Linked DNA regions of Homo sapiens: region 1 is linked to region 2. Evidence: chromatin loops called from intact Hi-C (ENCODE). Cell type or tissue: ascending aorta. All regions are shown on one strand. Links, peaks and the distances in the headings refer to the core of each region. The heading gives the core; the rest is flanking DNA. Region 1 overlaps LOC101929710 (a long non-coding RNA gene). Region 2 overlaps RHOBTB3 (Rho related BTB domain containing 3).

Region 1 (10,470 bases), core at 809-8,808, 560 kb after region 2:
TTATCTCTAGAAGCCTCTGGCAAACTGTTTCATTTCAGCTCAGGTCCTTTTGTAGAAAGAACTTGATGCTGAAAGCAGCTCGCCCCTTCTGCCCTCAACCCCCACTCTCCCCCTACCCTCCCCACCATGGTTAACTTGTTTTTCATCTTTGTTCTGAGTTGCTTTGGCTGATTCAATTTTTATTTCCGTTTTTAATGAGTTAGTAATTCAGTGATCTTGGCTTTGAATCTTTGGAACTGTGGGTTTTTAGTAAGGATTGAATCAGCTTGTTGGCTCCTAATAGACTCTGAAATCCAGTAATATTCGTGATGTGTTTGTTCACTCCGTTGACTGCCAGGTCCCGGTAGGAGCAATGGCCAACAGAGAAGAATCGAGGTAAATCCTCCTTTGTTGCCTAAGAGCTGTTGTTGTTTACCCCAGTTTATAACCTCTTCACACTGAAGCATCACCCTTCAAAGGAGGATGTTGCTTCCCACTTTGATTATCATTTACTTGACTTTACAAGAAACTTTCACATCTTCCAAAACAGTAAGCTGTAAGATTTGCTCCAAGCTCTACGCAGTATATACTATGACTATTTTCCATTTAGAAATTAACTTACATTACAGCTGTAAGTCTATATACTGAACTTATGATGCTCGTTACTAAATGAATGATAATGGACATGAAATAGTCTGTAATTCATAGTCAAAATCTACCATTGCTATGTTTGTCTAAGGAAGCTTCAGTGAGTATACTTCAGATGCATATGAAGTTAGAAAAACAGTTAACAGAAATAGTTCAGTAGAGAAATCCTGATCCTAGGACTAATAAAACTAGATTTTCTTAAATCCAAATGCCTGTGAGATTCTATGCAGAAGGATAATTTGTATCCAGCATGTAAATAATCATGATTCTCAGAAGGAATTATTTGCACTTTAATTGCTCTTAGTAATGGAGAGTTGTGTCTTCTTATTTGTCCCCTTGTCATTAGAAAGTATCACTTACCATACATTTAATTCAAGTTTTCATCTTAAAAAATGTTACTCTAGAAATCTTGATCACAATCTCCTTTCATTCCTGCCCACTCCCATCCCCCCACCCTCCACCCCACCCCTCCACCCTGCTTGGTTTTGGTTTGTTGTTTTGTTTTTTACAAATCAGTGTATAACTCACTAAGGCTCAAGATACTATGTTTGAAACCTGAAAGCCAGCCTGAAGGTCAAATTCGAAATAACAATTTTCTTTTTGAATTTGAAGTCTCATTAGTGTAAGTGCCAGGATAACAACCCACAGTCTTCTTAATATAGTGGTTCCCATTTACATACTGTATCCTTAAACCACCTCTATTATCCCTTTCTGGGTGTTTTTCTTTCAAATGGTGCTTGTTTTACTTAAATAAACTTTCTTTAGATTAAACTTTCAGATAATGACTTCAAGTGGAAAACCAGTATCCTCTGTCATAATAAATGATATCCAGGAAGAGAAGTAATGGTAAAAACAATAAAATATTATTGAATTCTAGCTAGGAACATGAACCTACCACGGCACTGAGCCTAAATCTTTTTCTCCTTATGTTAAGTGTTAAAGATATGTTGAATACACTAAATGGAGACTTTCTCTAGACAGTATGATGAGTACAGGGAAGTTGAAAAGAACTTTCTCACAATATGATTTCGTGGATTTAATAGCTTCTCCCAACCAAAAATTACCTTTACCTTAGAAAAAAATTCCTTGATAAAATCAACTCAAATCCCCTAAGTTTAACAAGTGATGGTGGTAATGTACAGTCCTCAATGTGAGACCAAACTGAATCCAAGGCTGTATTCCCCAAGATTCTTCTTCCTCACTAATTCTCACTAATATAGAGTGGCTGCCGCCACCACCACCATGATGCCCTCCAGGTGTGCCCTCCTGGACATTCTGGCTCAAGCAAACACAGGCCTCCTTCCTTAATTCCTCTGAGGACACATGGGAAGAGCCTGGAAGTTTAAATATGACTTCATAGACAAATAGGATAATAAAAAGGAAATAAACAGAAAAACTTAACTCATCTGCTTTTTCATTGTTGGTTGGGGGTGTTTTTGAGGCAGTGGTTCCCCAACTTTTAGCACATATGGAAACCAGCTGGGGATTGTTAAAACAGAGTGCTGGGCCCACCCCCATATTTTCCAATGCAGCGGGGCTGGATTGGGGCCTGAGAATTTACATTTTGAACAAGTGCTCAGGTGAGGCTGGGGCTGCTGATCTGGAAGCCACTCTTGGAGAACCACTGTCCTTAGAAGACGCATTGCTGCCTGGCTTCTGCCTACCTGCCTTTAAGCCAGGTCCATATTTCAGGTCTATTTGGAGACTTGTCAAAGGACAGACCCTAATTATAAAATGGAAAGGCAGCTAGTCCCATACATAAGATTGAATTGAATTCTCTTTTTCTTGCAAGCTAGCATAGATTGGTTCTTCCCTCATAGCTAGCCGTATGACTCCTTCTCATTGAGATCACCCAGCCATATCTCCTCAATTCTTTATTTCCCACATTTGCACATCTCTGAAAATGGGATGTGTTTCACAATCATGCCACAAACGCCCTGAGCCTACGGGAATCCTGTTGTACTTGTTCATAGTATCATTGCTTCACTGAGTTATGTGCATTTTTGGTACCGCATAAGTTGATTCCATTGCCATTTAAAATGTCTTTAAAATTATGATACTGTAATTGAGCATTGAGACAAAAAGTTATTGTGTATGAAGAAAGGTGTGGGAATAGGGCAATGAAGCTTACATTTGGTATTGAAGGAAATATTTTGTTTCTAGAAGAATGATCACAATTTCATATTTTTAAAAAGAGCTATTAACAGTTTTATTTTAAAATAGCAACATGTACAATGCACTCATACATAGTTTGCAATTGTTAAAATGATGATGAAAATCTTTAACCTCACTAAAAAAAAACACATTTACAGATTTTAAAAATTCTTTTAGGGGGTACACAAGATAAAAATTTAAAGACCTCAGCTGTAGATTGCAATTTTCCAAATGGATCTCACAATACTGGCACCTAGCCAAAATAAATTCTTTAACCAAAGATAGGAAAATGAGAAAGTAGGACAACTTATTGATTTTTTAATAAAATGATGTTAAATGTTTTCAGTTTAAAGTTCTGTTCTATTTTCTGAAATTAAGGTGCTTGCTACCTTTTTAGGGGGTTGAGAGGAGTTTAGTTTGAAAATAATGATGTTAATATTAACATGCTTTTCTTTTTTCATTTCTACATTGCCTTTGAAAGCAACAGCTATGTGCTTTACAGGGCTTGCCTAAGGAGGCTACCTGTAAGGAGAAGAAGCTGAGTTTCATTTTGCTACTGAGAAACACACAAAGGATTGCCTTTAACTTCCTAAGCATTGCAACTGAAAGCAGAAGAAATTGCCAGATCCCTGCTGATTTATGAAATGCATTTCAAAGCCACAGAACTACCATTTTAGGCATTGCAGCACAATTTAATTGGCATTATTTTTCTTACTGGTCCAGAAAATAATGGTGTGATTTACAAATGTTGATGTCTTCAATTTGATCAAACACTGTATTTAAAATTGTATACCTCTTCCTGCTGATCTACTTTATCCTGCTCTACTGCACTATATGATTCACTAATTAACTCTAAATTTACCATCAGTCTCCTTCAGCTGGAAGATGAGCTCCTTGAAGGCAAGCATCTTTGTTTATTCATCGTAGGGTCTAGATAAACCAATGTTTAATACATAATTGTTGAATGAATTAATGACTGAAGGAATTGGATCGTAACCCCTACTTGAATGTAATTTTACACTTACCCTTGTGACCTTGATAGAACTAATAGTCCTGCCTTTGTCAGGCTGGCAGCTTTATGTCAAATCTACATTTTGGGTGTGTAGGAAGACTGGCCAAGGGACAATATCAAAGGCTAGTACCGCAAGCCCTAAAGCAATAGTGAAGAGTGACATAGTTTCTAGTGATGAGTCTGTATGTATAGGAGGGAAGTGGGCATTGGGATGAGGAAGGAATCAAGGATTATTCTCTTATAGCCATGGATATATTCAAATGTGTGGAATGAATGGATGAGTAAATGCAACATTTGACAATTTCTCCAAATATGGTTTTTTTTCTCATGTACTAATGGTTATATTTTTTAAGTGGTAATCTCATTACCTCTCCAAGACCAAGCAAGACATCAATCAAATTGTGTGAGAAGCAAATTCACACATTAACTTAACCATGAAAGCAAGCAGTGGCTCATGTGCCATGAAAAGAATTCAGATTCAAAGGAATGCGAATCAGGTAGCAGGCTGAGTAAATATTCTCACAATCAGACTATTCTCACAATCAGACCTTGACCTAGTGAGAAATTAAACATACTCTACTTTTCCTTTAGTCTTCATTTATTTTTGCTTAAGTTTGTGGGGGATATGCTGGCTTAATTTGCATCTGATGATTGTATTTCTTCTTGGGAGAAATGGAACAAGTGACTAATACCTACCAGGTGGATGGCAGGTAGGCAGAGGTGAATGGAAGCAGAGCCAACACATTTTCTGTGCCAAGTACAATTCCCCAGGCTGAATTATATTTCAAATTTGTTTGCATTGGTTCTTTCATTATTGCTTACACAAATAGAGCTGAAAAACCACATGGTTAAGTACAGAATACCGTGATATAATGACTTGTAGACACAAGGGGTCAGCATTTGAACACAGATGATTTGGTCGAAGTCTTGCCTTGTTCCCTTCTGCTGCTCTACTCTGGCTTGATGTGCTTATGTGTATGAGGGTAGATATGGAAATGAAATTCAATTTGTATTTTGCACATCGCTTTCTTTTCCAGTTTAGAATTTTGAGATCTCCCTTTTATATTTAATCAGTCTGTTATTGTCATGGGAGATGATATCTAACAAGGAGTCTTACCAGTCTCACTGGCCCCAATGGTTTCAGCAAACTTCAGTGACCTCCAGATATACGCTAATTTTTCTCTTCCCAAAAGAGCTTCTTAACCTAATCTACTCTTTTTTGAAGAGTCTTAACCTAACCTACTCTTTTTTGAAGAGTCCCTAATCTATGCTTGCTTAATACATGTGTTGGATGATACACTATTTTACTGATACAAATCTACCAGAAACAGGAGATTTGTGGTTGGAGAGATTGTATCTTGATTCTGAGCTTATTCTGAGCTTTCGACTTAGCATTGGGCTCCATTATAATTGCTCTGTCTTTGATCTGTCCTTTCACTTTCTACGTCTAACTCAGTGCAAATGCATGCTACAGTATCTCTTAAGAAACACTATATTATTCCCATAATTAAAAATTATTACAGTAAAATTCACTTTTTTGGGTGTACAGTTCCTTAGCTGGGTATCACTGGCTCAGGGTCTCATGAAGCTGTAATTGAGATGTCAGCCAGAGCTGCTCTCCCATCTGAAGGCTTAACTGAGGGAGAATCCACATTTGCTCATGTGGCTATGGGTGGGATTCAGTTCCTCAGGGACTGTTGGACTAGGGACTTCAGTTCCCTGCTGGCTGTTGCTGGAGGCTTCCCTCAGTTCCTTGTCATATCTCCATAGGGCAGAGTGACCCAGATGACACAGCTTGTTTCCACACAGGTGAGAAAGTGAGAGACTGAGAGAAAGATGAAAGTCAGGGTGTTTTTGTAACCCATGTAAAAGTGACATCCCATCATGTTTACTGTATTCTATTTATTGGAAGCAAAAGTAGGGAGGATTACACAACAGTGTGAACATCAGAAGGCAGGGATCACTGGGGACCATTTTAGAGGTTGCCACCATAAAGGCTGTCACAATGATCCAATTGAGAAATGATGGAGTTTGCATTTGGGTGGTGCCAGTAGGCTAACATCCTCCGATTGCAAAATATGAGTGACATTTAGAAGAATAAAATTGCTAAAACATGATGGTTGATTGGCTATGGTAGATAAAGGAATAAAAAATTTTGAAGAAGACTCCAGATTTCGGGCTTGAGCTCCTGAGTAGATGGCAGTACTATTCACTTATAATGATATTCTGCAGGAAGGCAGAGATCGTGACTGCTGTTTCGGACATATTAGCTTGCAAGTACCTGTGAGGCATCTAATTTGAATATCAGGCAGGTGGTTAGATATTCAGATTTTGAGCTTATAAGAAAGTTGTGGATCAGATAATGGATTTGGCTTTTGTCACTGTAGAGATTGTAATTGAAGCCTGTCTTAGGTCCAGTTTCTAGGAGCACAAATTTCCCAAATAACAAGTGAGTCAGTAGGAATGAAGTGAACAGACTCTTTCTAGTTCTACCCCTTGACTCCTGGATTCGTATATTCTACCACTGGATACACAGTACCACATAATGACCATTGGTAGAAGGTATATACTACATCCTAAAGCAACACCCAAACCTCATAATGTATCGTCTGTAAGCTGGCACCTCAGTTGTGACTTTAAGAAACTGTTCCAATCTCTATCAAAATAGCAATATCTGGGCTATACAGTATGTGGGAATTGGTGGGTTCCATACTCACGCACCTGTTCTGTGACCCCCATCTGTCATAAGTTGGCTTCCTGGTCTGATGCAATATTATTCAGGATTCCATGTCAGTAAATCAAGTACTCTGTGAGTCTTTGAATAGTAGGTGTGAATTGAGGCACTGCGGGCAGAAAGGCAAACCTATACCCAGAAAATATGCTATTCCTGGATAAGACAAATCACTTCTCTTTTCAAGGTAGAAAAGGAATTATTTGCAACTAAATGGTGTCTTCTTGAGAGATAGCATACTGGGCATCTTTCAGACGGGTTTCAGCAGTGGCAGTAACTAGATCAGCATTGGTGGGAGGGAGACCCTTCCACTGGGCTCACGCAGAGCCTCCATTTGAATATCCGTGACTATTCTTTGAGGAGGCCCAGTGTGCCAGCCCTGGTGTGGCCAGGGCTACCTGACATTTACCAGTCAAGTCATCCTGTCCATCTAGTTTTGTAGAGCCTCTTCTACAGTGAATACTCCCTAATGGACATTAATGCATGATACACAGTTTGCCCATTCCTATGGGTCCATGAACCTGTTTCTACTCCAGATCTCTTTGTTCCCAATCTTCCAATCCAAATAGTTCAATTCCAAATGATCCATTCTGCACTGCTCAGAAGTCCGTGCTTATCCTTCCTTCAAGCCACTCTCTTCACACAAAGTGGATGACCAGGTGCACTCCTGTTCAAAGCTGGGACCTCTGTCATGCAGCAGCAGTCTATTTTTGTTTGTACTAGCATACCAAGCTGGTCTATCTGTAAATCAGACCTTGGTTTTTTTCTCTCCTTCATCACTGGCGGGTCCTCAGTTATTATACAGAACCATTTTGGCATACCTGCATCTTGGGCTTTTGAATCTCTTCCTTAGAACTCTGGCAAGACTACTCTGGTACCTCCACCTCATTTAATGTGAGTCAGCCTTATCATCCCACACCAAGTTCCTAAGAGTCATCCCAGCAATGGAATAAGACCAGTTCTAAACCCCACAGGAAATCCTCTGAAGGGTCATTGGGAGCAAAAGTGAACTAAAACCAGGGAAGAGGCACAGAGACTGGTAAAGATGATTTGAAGAGAGCTGTGCAGCCACTAACCGTGTCTACTATGAAGCCATCAGGGTGGATGATGTGGAGAGAGGGTGAAGTGAGAAGAACACAGTAGTTCAGAGAGAGCCCTCCCTACAAAACCCCCAAACCCCAATAGTTAATGATTAATAGAGAAAGTATTGCCTACAAATAAGACAGAAATCGAGTTTCAAAAGATGATGCCAGACAATGTTTTAAGTAAAGGATTATTTCATTGAATTGGCAGATGCTGAGTCATTAAGTAAGCTGAAAAGTTCAAATGCATTCATCGGATGTAGTATCATGGAGGTCAATGATGACCTTGTCAAGGGCAGTATCAGTGGCATGGTGGGCCCAGGAGCCAGATTTAGAGTAAGAGTTGGAGGAAAGTAAATAAAGCCAAGTAAAGAAAGGTAACAGAAGAAGGAAGGGAAGAAATAGGATGATGGATGGAAAGGACTATAGGATTAAGGGAATATTTTATTCTACTCTTTGTTTTGTTTTTAAATTTGGAGAGACATGAATAATGCTAGTTTGAAGGAGGCCTGGGAGAGAGAGGGAGAGGGAGAGAGAGAGAGAGAGGGAGAGATAGAGAGATTTGTTGGTGCCTGATTCCTAAGGAGAAGACTCTAGGGAAAAAGATTCTAAGTCCAGATGAAGGAATTGCTTTTGATGGTAAGGGACAATCTCCATATTGCAACAGAAAGGTGGAGAAAATGATAGTTTTGGGATTTGATGGTGGGAAGTTGAGGCTATATAGTTCCAATCAGATGGTTTATTTTCCCCCAGTAGAAGACAGGGTCATTTGCTAAGAGTTCATGGGTTGGAGAAAGTAAGAGGATTGAGGATGGTGGACAGTGTCTGAAAGAAAGGACAGATGGTGTACAGAGGAGGCAGATGGCAATGGCAATGAGGAAGACAGAGACTGTAAGCCTGGACTCAGCAGGTCCAGGATTTACAGAGGCTGGAAAAATATTTGTCTGGAACATGAACCCACTTCCAGCCCTGAGATACCTGGGGAATTAGGAAATATGCCACTTCTATCAAAAGGGCTGTAACGGAAGTGGTGTTCCACATGGGAAGTTAGGGTTAATTATGAGCAGAAAGTGCAAGGAAGACATGTTTGAGAATGTAGAAGAATTGTTTCATAGAGCTGGGGTTTCTGAAGAGTAAAATGAAGATTTTGGGAGTTTGGGAAGGACAGGGATTAAGTCAGGAAGGAGAAAACATAGAACATTACACAAACCAACAAAATATTCTATAATTTTTTTTTTCTGGTCTCTCTCTCATTTTTCTTTTCAACCAACAAGGACACTATTTTTTTTTTTTTTTTTTGCTAGTTATCAGTATAAACTGTTCCCTATCCAAGGGAATTCAATTAGGACAATTTGCAAAATTGAACTAAAATAAATCTCAGCTGGAATTTAAGTTGACTGGTTGCTCTGGTCTAAATTGAGATACTGCTTTTAAGAATATATTCATGTTTGGGCATTAAGAGTTCACCATTTTCCTGTGATTATAATTAAATATTATTAACTTCTCTCTCCTTGACCTCTCTGTGGCATGATTATTTTGCTGTAATTTTAAAAAGATCTACTTTTAGCCTTTGGATGCAACACATGTAACTGTTCATCAAGGATCAACTGCAGGTATTTTTGTCTTTCATATGTATCAAGAGGCCTAATTGTTATCATGAGTCTATTAAAAACTCTTTGGCGTCAGCAAGACATTTACACTTATAAGGAAGAATAGATAAATTTGTATCTTTCAAAATAAGAGGATGTTAGCTGCTGAAAAAATTTCACTATTTTCAATTGCATACTTCATTAAACCTAAGAAGGTGCATTGGAAAATAAAGACTAAAAAGTAGATTGACCTGTAGTTGTTGAGGAAAGGGTGTGCTTAGGAACTGGACATTATTTTGTAAGTGACAGGGAGCCAGTAAACTCCTTTCTGTTTGTGTAACTTTCACCATCAGAACTGAGCTTTAGTAAAATAGCTGCTATGTGGAAGTTGGAATGGAGAGAGAGAGAAATTGAAGGCAAGAAGGAAAGGAATAAGCTAGTGCAGTGGCTTAGGTGAGAAATAGCATCAGTCTAATCTACACAAATGACCAGGAATAGAAACGTGGTGATGAAGTAAACTAGATAGATAACACACACTTGATTGACAATCGACTAAATTGCTTGATTTGTCAAATTATACTGGAAAGGTCATAATTCCTGATCTCATGTTTGTAAGCCAAAAAGTGTCTGCGACAGGTCTCAATCAATTTAGAAAGTTTATTTTGCCAAAGTTAATGATGTGTGCCCAGGAGGCAAGTCTGTGCCTTTCTCCAAAGATAATTTTAAGGGCTTCAGTATTTAAAGGGAAAAAGCAAATATTGGGGAAAGAGAAATAAATTGTTAGAAGGTGTGTGTAGATAAGAGACAAACAGTTGCACTCTTTTGAGTCTTTGATCAGCCTTTCACCAAATACACAATTTACGTATGAGAAGGAGGTAGAGGAATAGTCACTTATGCCTTCATCTGGCTCCATAAATCTGCATTTTACATCAGAGTAAGCAATCAGATATCCATTTATCTCAGGTGAGCAGAGGGAGGACAAAGTTCTGTCCTTTGTCCCCCACCTGTGAAGATAAGCTGTCAATTTACATTGTCAGGGTAAAATTCAACAGAATTGTTTTAGGGTGAAGATATTGGAGCCCACAAGGAATTTCCTAGTGGGCAAATTGTAAGGGACATATGTAGCTTTTTTTTCTTTGTGGCTATCTTATTTAGAAATAAAATAGGAGGCAGGTTTGCCTGACACAATTCCCAGCTTGACTTTTTTCTTTGGCTTAGTGATTTTGGGGTCCCGAGATTTATTTTCTTTTCACACATTTTTCACTATTCCACTCC
Region 2 (10,470 bases), core at 1,015-9,014:
CTCATGGCTGTAATCCCAGCACTTTTGGAGGCCAAGTTGGGTGGATCACCTGAGGTCGGGAGTTCCAGACCAGCCTGGCCAACATGGTGAAACCCCATCCCTATTAAAAATACAAAAATCAGCCAGGCAAGGTGGCAGACGCCTATAATCCCAGCTACTCGGAAGGCTGAGGCACAAGAATCACTTGAACCCAGGAAGCAGAGGAAGCTGTGAGCTAAGATCATACCACTTTACTCTAGCCGGAAGACAGAGTGAGACTCTGTCTCAAAGAAAAATAAAAATAAAAAATAAAAAAATAAATTTAAAAAATGTAATTTATTTTATAATTATATTTTGTAATTATTTCACGCAATAATAATAAATTTGAAGTGACATGTAATAAGTCTTTGGCTTCTTTACTCCAGTTTTGAGCGTGAATATTAACCTCATGAGCGGTTTAAGGAAAACTAAATGAGAATGGAATCTATGGAACAATTTAGACCAGAACTGATATACTGAGGCACCTTGATGAGGTGGTAGTGCCATGGGTCAGAAAGGCCTGGTTAAGATCTTTGCTTGGATGCATACTTACTATGTAGGTTTGGCTATGTTACTTTACATTTCTGGTTCTTTTGGTTTTTTGCCTATAAAATAGGGATACTAATTCCGACTTTGTGATGTGGTCACGGGGGTTGAGATAGTGCATACAAAGGACTAGCAGAGGCTTCACCTGCAGACTCCACTCCTCTTCACCTGCAGTGGCAGCTAGTACTGGTGGATCGCTGTACTTTTTCCTGCTGAACCCACGTTCGCAGTCAATCTTTCCTTTAAAGTGTCCCAGGCCTTCCCCCAAAACTGGCTGGAATTAGCCTAGGATAGAAAATGGGATACCATCCCCTGTAATAGGTGATCCTCAAATATATATATTTTCTCTACCACTCCCAATTTGTTGTTTTGGCGTGTAAAAAAAAATTACTATAGCAGTTCTAAAGTCAGTCTTGGTAAATATTTAGAGAGGTACGGATGTCCTTTTGATATGAGTCTGTCACATGAAGAGTTCTTTAGAAAATTACATTCCCTTCTGGTTTACTTAGCTAGTACATATTTTGGATCTCTCTTGAGCTAGGTAGGTATCCTTTTTTAGGAATGAAACCAAAAACAGTTCTAAAAATTTCACTTTTGAAACCTGGAAAATAGTATGAAGAAAGTGTGACAAATGTATTTTATTTTAGTAAACAGTCAAAGATTCTTGATAATCTATGTAAAGTGACTAGAAAACTTGGGCTTTTCATTTTTGTTTCACTCTTGTAGTTCTTTTCCTTAGAAAAAAATTCTTAAAATTGTAACATCAAATGAATACTACAAAGAAAAGATAGTTTGGCCTTGACAGTTTCAAGGAACATGATTATCTTTTAACTAGAAAATGCTATCTTCCATTTCCTTAAGTAATTTCTTTACCTGTATCCTATTGCCAGTTAGTACGTAAACCATAAACCGCATTATGTTCCTTCAGCATATTTTTATATACAGTGTTGAAAGATCTAACCATACTAAGGTATTGTATTACAGTTTCACAACAGAACAATTTATAACATCAAAACAGTAGTTTAAAGAGGTGAAAAACTGAAGTTGATGTTTTCTTAACAGGAAGCGTAATGGTTTTCCAAACTAAATTCCAACCTTGAAATAGGCTTAAAAATGCTTTAAGGTACAGTTGGCTGGGTGCAGTGGCTCACGCCTGTAATGCCGGCACTTTGAGAGGCTGAGGTGGGAGCATCACGTGAAGCCAGGAGTTCAAGACCAGCCTGGCCAACACAGCAAAACCCTGTCCCTAGTAAAAATACCAAAAAAGTTAGCCAGGCATGGTAGCGCATGCCTCTAATCTCAGCTACTCGGGAGGCTGAGGCACGAGAATCATTTGAACCTGGGAGGCGGAGGTTGTGGTGAGTGAGACTGTGCTACCGTACTCCAGCCTGGACGACAAAGCAAGACTCTATCTCAAAAAAAAAAAAAAGTACAGTTGTTCCTTAATGTCCATAGGAGATTGGTTCCAAGGACCTCCTGCAGATACCCAGATCCGCTACGCTCAAGTTCGTGATATTAAATGGCTTAGTATTTGCATGTAACCTATGAGTATCCTCCTGCATACTGAAAATCATCTCTAGATTACTTACAATACCTAATACAATGTAAATGTTATATAAATAGTTGTTATACTGTATTGTTTAGGGAATAATGACAATTTTTTAAAAACTTTGTATATGTTCAATACAGTTGCAGGGTTTTTTTTTTTTTCTGAATATTTTCCACTCTCTGTTGGTTCGATCTGTGGATGTGGAACCCATGGATTCGGAGAGCTAACTGTACTGAGTGTTTTGTTGCTGGGTTTTGCAACTCTGTTATAACCACATTATCAACAATTTCTGTTAAAATTTCAAGGTTACTTATCAAATTCTACCCCCATCAACTATCTACTTGGTATTTTTTGGTAGATCTTAAATCCCTGTGCTTAACCCAAGTGATAGATCATCCAGTTTATTTAAGTCATGCTTCTAATTTTTAAAAATATAGTGCCCTATTTATCTTTAACATTTTAAAACCTTACAATTACAAGTCAAATGGCATGACCTGTTTGTATTCTTTATTAACTGCTGTATACAAATACAGCCAGCTTGCTTTAATTATGGAAACTGGTCCTTCCCGGTGGAGGGACACTGTCCCAGTGAGGCGAGGAGGGGAGTGTGCCTGCCAGGAGGTGAGTGTTGACTGGGTGGGAGGGCTTCCCAAGTTACTTCCCTGCTCCTCAGGTAGGTGTGGCTGTGCAAATGGCAGTGCCGAGCAGTAGGCTCAGAGCTGGCAGTGCCAGGTGTTGCCTATAGATCCTGAGTGATTATTGGCTTTGGAAAAAGCCACTGGGCTTAGATGTAACTCTTTTCTTCTTTCCTGAGACAGGAGATGTTGTGCTTGGATTTAAAAGGGATGAAGAACCCAATAATTGTAAATGCTTTAGAGAAGACTATATATCCCTGATGAGTATGAGATTTTAGAGATGTGTGGGTAAACTCTTGGGCAGGGCTGAGTGGCTTGGTTTGGTTGGAGAGTTACTTCCTGGAATGCGACAGCTTTGTCACTCACACTGGCTGTGGTGTCTTCTACGAAAGTAAAAACTGCTCCAAAGCAGAGGTAGCTTTGTCTTCCTCCTCTTTGTGTCTTCAATTCCAAATGCAATGATTGGCACATGCTGATTCTCGGTAATAATCTGTTGAAGTGATCCAGGCTGAACTGAAGGCTGGCAGTGTGTATTCGTGGTTTTCTAAGGTGGTGGAAGTAGAGAGCCCTGGCCACTCACGGCCCTATCCAGCGCTGCCTTTGTGTGGTGCAGCAGTAGCTAGAGAGCCTAGCAAGCTTTTCCTAGAGAGTTAATTCAGTTCGGTGAGTTCAGTGAGCAGTATGGGCTGAGAGAGCCCTCAAAATTCAACGTAGCACTGGCTCTCCCAGCAGCAGGCATTGTTCAGGTGAGACAGAATGGTTGCCTGAGGAAGTAGTGTGCTGGGGAGACTGCAGGGATTAAGGTCATCCTCTTCCAGATTTTCATTAAGTCTGAAATGCTCTCCTTGGCTCCACAAGAGATCCTCTTGCTATTCCTACTGTGGTGTACGGACAGCTTATGGTTTACTTCTTACAGTTTCCTGTTTCAGATAAGGGGAAGCATGGCCAAGATGGTTCTGTGAGTCAGGCCCAGAAGGGTAATGGGGTTGTTTTCTTGGGAGGCACATGGGCACGGGTAGTATTATTAATATTTCAAGCCAATTGGAAAGGATTGATGTTTCATTATAAAAATATGAAGCAAAATACTTCATTTCAGTGTTTCTATTTCTGGAAATACAAACTAAGTAACAAATTGTTGTCTTGACTTGCAAATTGTTGGTTTCAAGGTCAACATCTGAACTTTCTTTATTGCTCCCTTTAAAATTAAGAAGTTTCTGGATTAATGGTAGTTATCACTCCCAAATTCAGATTCTGCATATCAGCCTAGCTGTCCCTAATGTGGTAGTCTAATTAGAAGGAAAATTGCTGGAATAACCCTGCAGGTTTATCTCACTTGTTTCTTGTTTCCCTTTTGAACCTTTCAGGTACGACAGTGCCAGCCCACAGGGCCATCCTGGTGGCCCGTTGTGAAGTGATGGCAGCCATGTTTAATGGTAATTACATGGAAGCAAAGAGTGTCCTGATTCCCGTTTATGGTGTTTCCAAAGAGACTTTCTTGTCATTTTTAGAATACCTGTACACAGACTCCTGCTGCCCAGGTTAGCAATACAAATGTTGATAGTATCTCAGAATTCTTTCTTTCCTTGCCACCCATTTTGTTAAATTGCACTCTGTGGAATCTATTTTCATTTAAGATTTATTAGTTGACATCACGGAATGTACTAAGCAATTAGAGGTGGTGCTGGAACAACAATGAATTTTCATTCAGTTCAAGTGGAAGTGCAGTGATTGGGTGCCTTTTATGGGTCTCCGACGCCGGCACAAGTTCACATGTCCCAGCCAGCACCTACAGCATGGGGATCACTGTAGGCAACTAGAAATGGAGGTGTCTTGTGGTACCCATGGCTACCGTAATTCTAGAGATCGGGGCAGATTGTTACTTGGAGCGCTGTCTCTTCCACAAGAAGAGGAGGGTTGCGCAACTGCTTTGATGTCTGTGACTTCTGATTGGGGCACTTTTAAGGACTTTCAATATTCTGAGACTTTTTTGGTCTTCCTTCTGCCCAGAGGATGTGGGATTTGTAAAGGCCTCCTTCTGACTTCTGCTAAAGTCAGAAACTCCTCAAACTGACTTCTCTGAAAACTTTTCTTGAGATGTTTAGAATACCCAGTGGACTGTAGGATTCATTTCCAAATTCACTGACCAAGGACTATCTTTGACCAGGAACCAAACATCTGTGACAGCTCTAGGTTGGAACAGATCCAGCAGGGTTCTTCTAGCTGGAGGCACTTGAAGAAATAGCAAAATTTTTTCTACAGGCCTGGAGCCTTGCTTGGGATGCTGGCAGGGAAGCCCTCTGTGAGTAGTCTTCAGCCTTTGGCCACCAGATGGCTCCCACCACAAGCACAACTAGATTCGGCCCCGTGGAGCTCAGTTCAGGAGCCTGAGACCTTGATTAGAGAACCTGGTCAGGCACCCTAATAAACATAAAAAGCAAACACACATTTCAAGCCAGACCTCTCTTCAGATTCACTGCTTTAATTTTTAGAATGGAAAGGTTTCTTACACTGGGTATTGAAATAAGTTTTAAACAAGTCATGAGCCCTCTAGTGAAAGATTTTAGAAGTTCAAAAAGAAGCAAATGTATTTGTGTTGATTAAATTAATTCTGGGCTTGCAGCTTTCTGTAGAGTATTTTGGAGCCAGTTGCAGTTGTTTCTGTCAGTGTTAAAGACTGACTTACGGCCAGGTGCCGTAGCTCATGCCTGTAATCTGAGCACTTTGGAAGGCTGAGGTGAGCAGATCACCTGAAGTCAGTTCAAAAACAGCCTGACCAACATGGTGAAACCCCGTCTCTACTAAAAATACAAAAATTAGCTGGGCATGGTGACGTGTGCCTGTAATCCCAGCTACACGGGAGGCAGAGGCAGGAGAATCGCTTGAACCTGTGAGGCAGAGGTTGCAGTGAGCCAAGATGGCGCCACCACACTCAAGCTTGGGTGACCGAGTGAGACTCCGTCTCAAAAAAAGACTTAGTATTTTTGCCTAATAAAAATGAAAGCATTTGTTCTTTTTGGAAATAAAGCTTATTGTTTATTATTTCATTGTTGGCAAATCTGTATATTAAATTTACAAATTGACCAGATTTGGAGTAATAGGAAAATTTGATTTTCAGTCATCCTCTCACTCAAGTAATTGAAGCTGCTAATATTAAGTTTTACCTTGCTAATTAGAAAATATTACAGAGGAAAGCAGTAATAATGATAGGATTTTTAAAAATTGGCAAAAGTGTGTTAGGGAAAAATGAGTCAAAATGAATAATCAAAAAGTTAAGCCAGATACTGGAATCTGTGCATTGGGAAGATCACAGAAGACAGGTAATGTTATTATGTTAAATATTCACCATACACAGTGTTCTTGGTTCCATAGCTACAAAAGAATGTAAGAATGTAAGGAGGGATAAGAACGAGAATTACATGAAAAACCAGATTTCTAGGGAAGTATTGAAAAAACCCCCAGCCAAATTGGGTGGTTGCCAGGGGCTGGGGAAAGGGGGAAACAGGGAGTTAGTGTTTATTGGGTACAGAGTTTCAGTTTGGGAAGAAGAAACATGTTCTGGAGATGGTGGTGGTGATGACTGCACAGCAGTGTGAATGTACTTCATGCCAATGAATCATATACTTAAAAGTGGTTAAAATGGGCCGGATGTGGCGGCTCATGCCTGTAATCCCAGCACTTTGGAAGGCCGAGGCAGGTGGATCACAAGGTCAGGAGATCGAGACCATCCTGGCTAACACGGTGAAACCCCGTCTTTACAAAAAATACAAAAAAAATTAGCCGGGCGTGGTGGTGGGCGCCTGTGCTCCCAGCTCCTCAGGAGGCTGAGGCAGGAGAATGGCGTGAACCCAGGAGGAGGAGCTTGCAGTGAGCCAAGATCGCACCACTGCATTCCAGCCTGGACGACAGAGTGAGACTCCATCTCAAAAAAAAAAAAAAAAAAAAAAAAAGGTTAAAATGGTAAATTTCATGTTATGTTTATTTTATCATAATAAAAACAAAACAACAAACCAACCAACCAACCTGAAGACTAATGTCAAGAAAAAAAAATGGCAAGGATCTAGTTTAGCTAACGGAAAGATTTACCAGATAGTCCTGGAATTAATTTTTAAGGGCAATTATAGAATCACCTTTTCTGAAGAATTAAAAAAAAATAGATTCACTTCTGAGTATGAAGGCTTGGATTCTTTTTATTTTTACTTTTTTATTTTATTTATTTATTTTTATTTTATTTTATTTTTATTTTTATTTTTTTGAGATGGAGTATTGCTCTATTGCCCAGGCTGCAGTGCAGTGGCATGATCTCCGCTCACTGCAACCTTCGCCTCCCAGGTTTTAGTGATTTTCCTGCCTCAGCCTCCCCAGTAGCTGGGACTACAGGCGCCCGCCACCACACCTGGCTAATTTTTTTTTATTTTTAGTAGAGATGAGGTTTCACCATGTCCGCCAGGATGGACTTGATTTCTTGACCTCGTGATCCGCCCACCTCGGCCTCCCCAAGTGCTGGGATTACAGGTGTGAGCCACTGCGCCGGCCCTTCTTTTTAAAATGGAATAATAGGCCGGGTGTGATGGCTCACATCTGTTATCCCAGCACTTTGGGAGGCCAAAGTAGGAGGATCATTTGAGCTCAGGAGTTCAAGACCAGCCTGGGCAACATAGTGAGACCTGTCTCTACAAAAAAAAAAAAAAAAAAAAAAAAGAAGAAGAAGAAAGGAAAGAAAAAAAAGATAAAATGGAATAAAAGTGCAGAATGCTGACTCCCTCGAGGCTTTTCCTAACCATTCTATTCTATGGTGGATGCTACGGTCAGCATGTTTTTTTAATTGTTGTTTTTTGTTGGTGGGGGGTGTTTAGATCATTAAAGAAATGGTTTCATCATCCACTTTCTCTCATGTCCCTTTTCTCATCAGCTGGCATATTCCAGGCCATGTGTCTCCTGATCTGTGCCGAGATGTACCAAGTGTCCAGACTGCAGCACATCTGTGAGCTGTTCATCATTACCCAGCTGCAGAGCATGCCAAGCAGGGAACTGGCATCCATGAACCTTGATATAGTTGACCTGCTTAAAAAGGCCAAGGTAATTGACTCTGTGTATCTGATAGCCTAGTTTTTTATAAAATATTTTTCAAATTATACTATTTTAAAATTTATCATTTTTTAACATACGTTAATACTAGTCTTAGTTTGGAAGTTTGGCTAATGAGGCTAAAGTGCCTTCACAACAGTTTATCTGGCTAGATAATTTTGAAGCGTTAGGGTTTGTGTGCAGTCCCTTTTATAAGGAGGCAAAATGTCCAGATACGGAATTTTTTTAACTAAATAGTGGCCCTTAGTAGAGTCATTTGAATGTGGTGCTATACTATGTCACATAGGCATTGTAGGAAATAGAATTTATGTTGAATTTCCCCAAACAATCACATCTTCAGGTTCCTAAAAGGGAAATGACAGAATTGGTCCATATATACTGATAGCGATGGTTAAGCTAAACTAATTTACTTCTTCATTTTTTCATCCATATAATGAACATGTTTTGAAGTTTCAGTTGTATGTAGGAGATATTGGTGTGCCTCATTTATCCTTGCAGAATGCCTTTTGTTTTCATGTCTCACCTTATTAGCAATCACTGCCGTATGTGTACATGCTTCTTCTGGGCCTCTTGTAAGCTCGGAGTCTTTTGTTTTCAATAATTATATCATTACTGATTTTAGAGAACGGGGGTGGGGGAGTTACATAATTAAGTTAATTTTAAGTAACTGCAGTTACAGAGGCCCTAAATTATGAATCAGAGCCAGGTCTGTAAATAAACTAGGACTACTGTGTTGAAATCTACTTCCCAAACCCCCAGATGTGCTCACAGTCAAAAACCTGCCAAATCCTTATTCCCACTTTCTTTCATTCCTGGAAGCAGAAAGCTTATTCAGATGGGCCATCCTACCGTTGGCCATTCTGCCATTCCATCCACTGCCCGAGACAGTTTCAGCACTTGTGGTAGTTATGGCACACTCTTGTGTACTCAACTTGTGGTAAGCCGAGCCCTCTAGGTTTTTTTCACAGGAATATATTTGTTCAATCACTACAGAGTGTCAGTACTTCTTGAACTATTATCTGGCATCCAACATGTCTATACCTATCAACTTTGACGTCCAGGGTTACAAAAGCATGACAACTTTTATCTCCATCCACATTGCTAAAATGGAGCCACATGATGGGGCAAATTCCAGATCTGTGACAGCTGAATGCTTGCCTCCAAGCTGAAACGAATTCATTCATCAACACTTCTGTTTATAGAAGGGAATTTATTTGAAGCATCTAGGTCTTCTCCTACTATCTCCTTAACTATTTTGGACTTCATTTCTCTCATAATCAAGTCTTACGATCACATGTATTTAATTAGGGCTAAAAACAAATTTAAAAATTGAGTAGGGCCAGGCGTGGTGGCTTACGCCTGGAATCCCAGCACTTTGGGAGGCCGAGGCTGGCGGATCACGAGGTCAGGAGATCGAGACCATCCTGGCTAACACAGTGAAGCCCAGTCTCTACTAAAAATACAAAAAAAAATTAGCTGGGTATAGTGGCGGGTGCCTGTAGTCCCAGCTACTTGGGAGGCTGAGGCAGGAGAATGGCGTGAACCCTGGAGGCGGAGCTTGCAGTGAGCCGAGATCGTGCCACTGCACTCCAGCCTGGGTGACAGAGTGAGACTCCGTCTCAAAAAAAAAAAAAAATTGAGTAACACTGATCTCTTTTTGTAAAACGTTTACATTCATCTCATGATAAATAGCTCCCCTCTAAATTTAGTTTACAATTTTTAAAATTCTTTCTAGTAGTTTCACAATCTCAGTTCATTTTTGATGTATCATTTTCATACTATTCTAACAAGTTGTTCATACTTTTTAAAAAATTGGACACAAGTTTCTTTTTCCTTATCTTTTAGTATCTTCTTAAATTGTTTATGTATAAGAGAACTTCCCGTGTGGTCACATTGATTTCTTTAGGTGCCTCCCCTCACTGCCCCCCTACACTTGGTTCCTCATCAGAATCATTTTTGATTGCACTGTCAGAAATTCTTGACTTGTTTTCCCTGATTCTCTGGTTTCTGACTCTGTGATTATCCTTATCTTTTCCCCTTGAATTTCAAACAATCTAAGATACAAGCTCATTTTGAATTTTGTTTCTGAAGACTTTTTATTTTCTAAGATTAAGCCTAAATTTACCAGTTTTCCTGTATTCTTTTCCTGGTGGTTCCTAATTTGGCAATTGTGAATTCCAGATAACAGAAGTTTTCTTCCCAAGTTTTCTTTGAAGTTCCTAGTTTGAGATTTCACTTCACCAGTCAGTTCACCCTGTTGGTCAGAATTTGGTTAACTTTTGCCTTGCCATTTCTCTGACTTTTAGGAGTGAAATTGTCTTCTGGCAGAATTAGACTCCCAGTAGCTCTCCAAATAATCAAAATTTCTGAACACTCTGCCAGTTTTGTACTGTGTGTCAGGAAACATCATTCATACTTTCTTAGATAGATGAGCAGTGTGGGTATTCTCTCACTTCTCTGTCCATTTTCCCCTAACCTCTCTCAGTTCTTTACCATGATTTACCTTCAGGTTTCCATCAAGGAGGACTCTTAAAATACAAGAGTTGAGGTGGAGATTCCGTATCTCTACTCCTGTTTAAACCCTATCTGTTCAAACTTTGGTGATTCCTATGAAGTTGTATTTATTCTTGTATTAAA

What was found. A loop is a pair of places that touch in the nucleus more often than their neighbours do. Peaks named below come from ENCODE experiments on the same cell type or tissue, not always from the same donor. Only the 100,000 strongest peaks of a DNase experiment are listed, where the experiment ranks them.
Region 1: it touches region 2 in a loop (4-fold over the local background); 45 of 110 quality-filtered maps call a loop at or near these places.

Annotation. Positions count from the first base shown.
Region 1 is chr5:96,340,253-96,350,722 of GRCh38, forward strand. All of the region lies in intron 3 of LOC101929710 (a long non-coding RNA gene), which reads left to right. It overlaps LOC107986365 (a long non-coding RNA gene), which reads left to right. Exons shown (of 2, transcript XR_001742457.1): 2 at 3,263-4,097. It also overlaps a transcript of CAST not described here. Among named protein-coding and RNA genes, the nearest start is that of PCSK1, 88 kb to the right of the region's middle. In ascending aorta, for the core only: a CTCF peak has its summit at 4,695 (motif pointing right); no DNase peak of the experiment used is centred there; H3K27ac peaks cover 94 bases.
Region 2 is chr5:95,776,140-95,786,609 of GRCh38, forward strand. RHOBTB3 (Rho related BTB domain containing 3) reads left to right here. Exons shown (of 12, transcript NM_014899.4): 9 at 4,113-4,286; 10 at 7,658-7,824. Among named protein-coding and RNA genes, the nearest start is that of GLRX, 41 kb to the right of the region's middle. RefSeq lists an enhancer at 5,106-5,155. In ascending aorta, for the core only: CTCF peaks have their summits at 5,095 (motif pointing right) and 5,295; DNase peaks (open chromatin) are centred at 4,658 and 5,072; H3K27ac peaks cover 2,819 bases.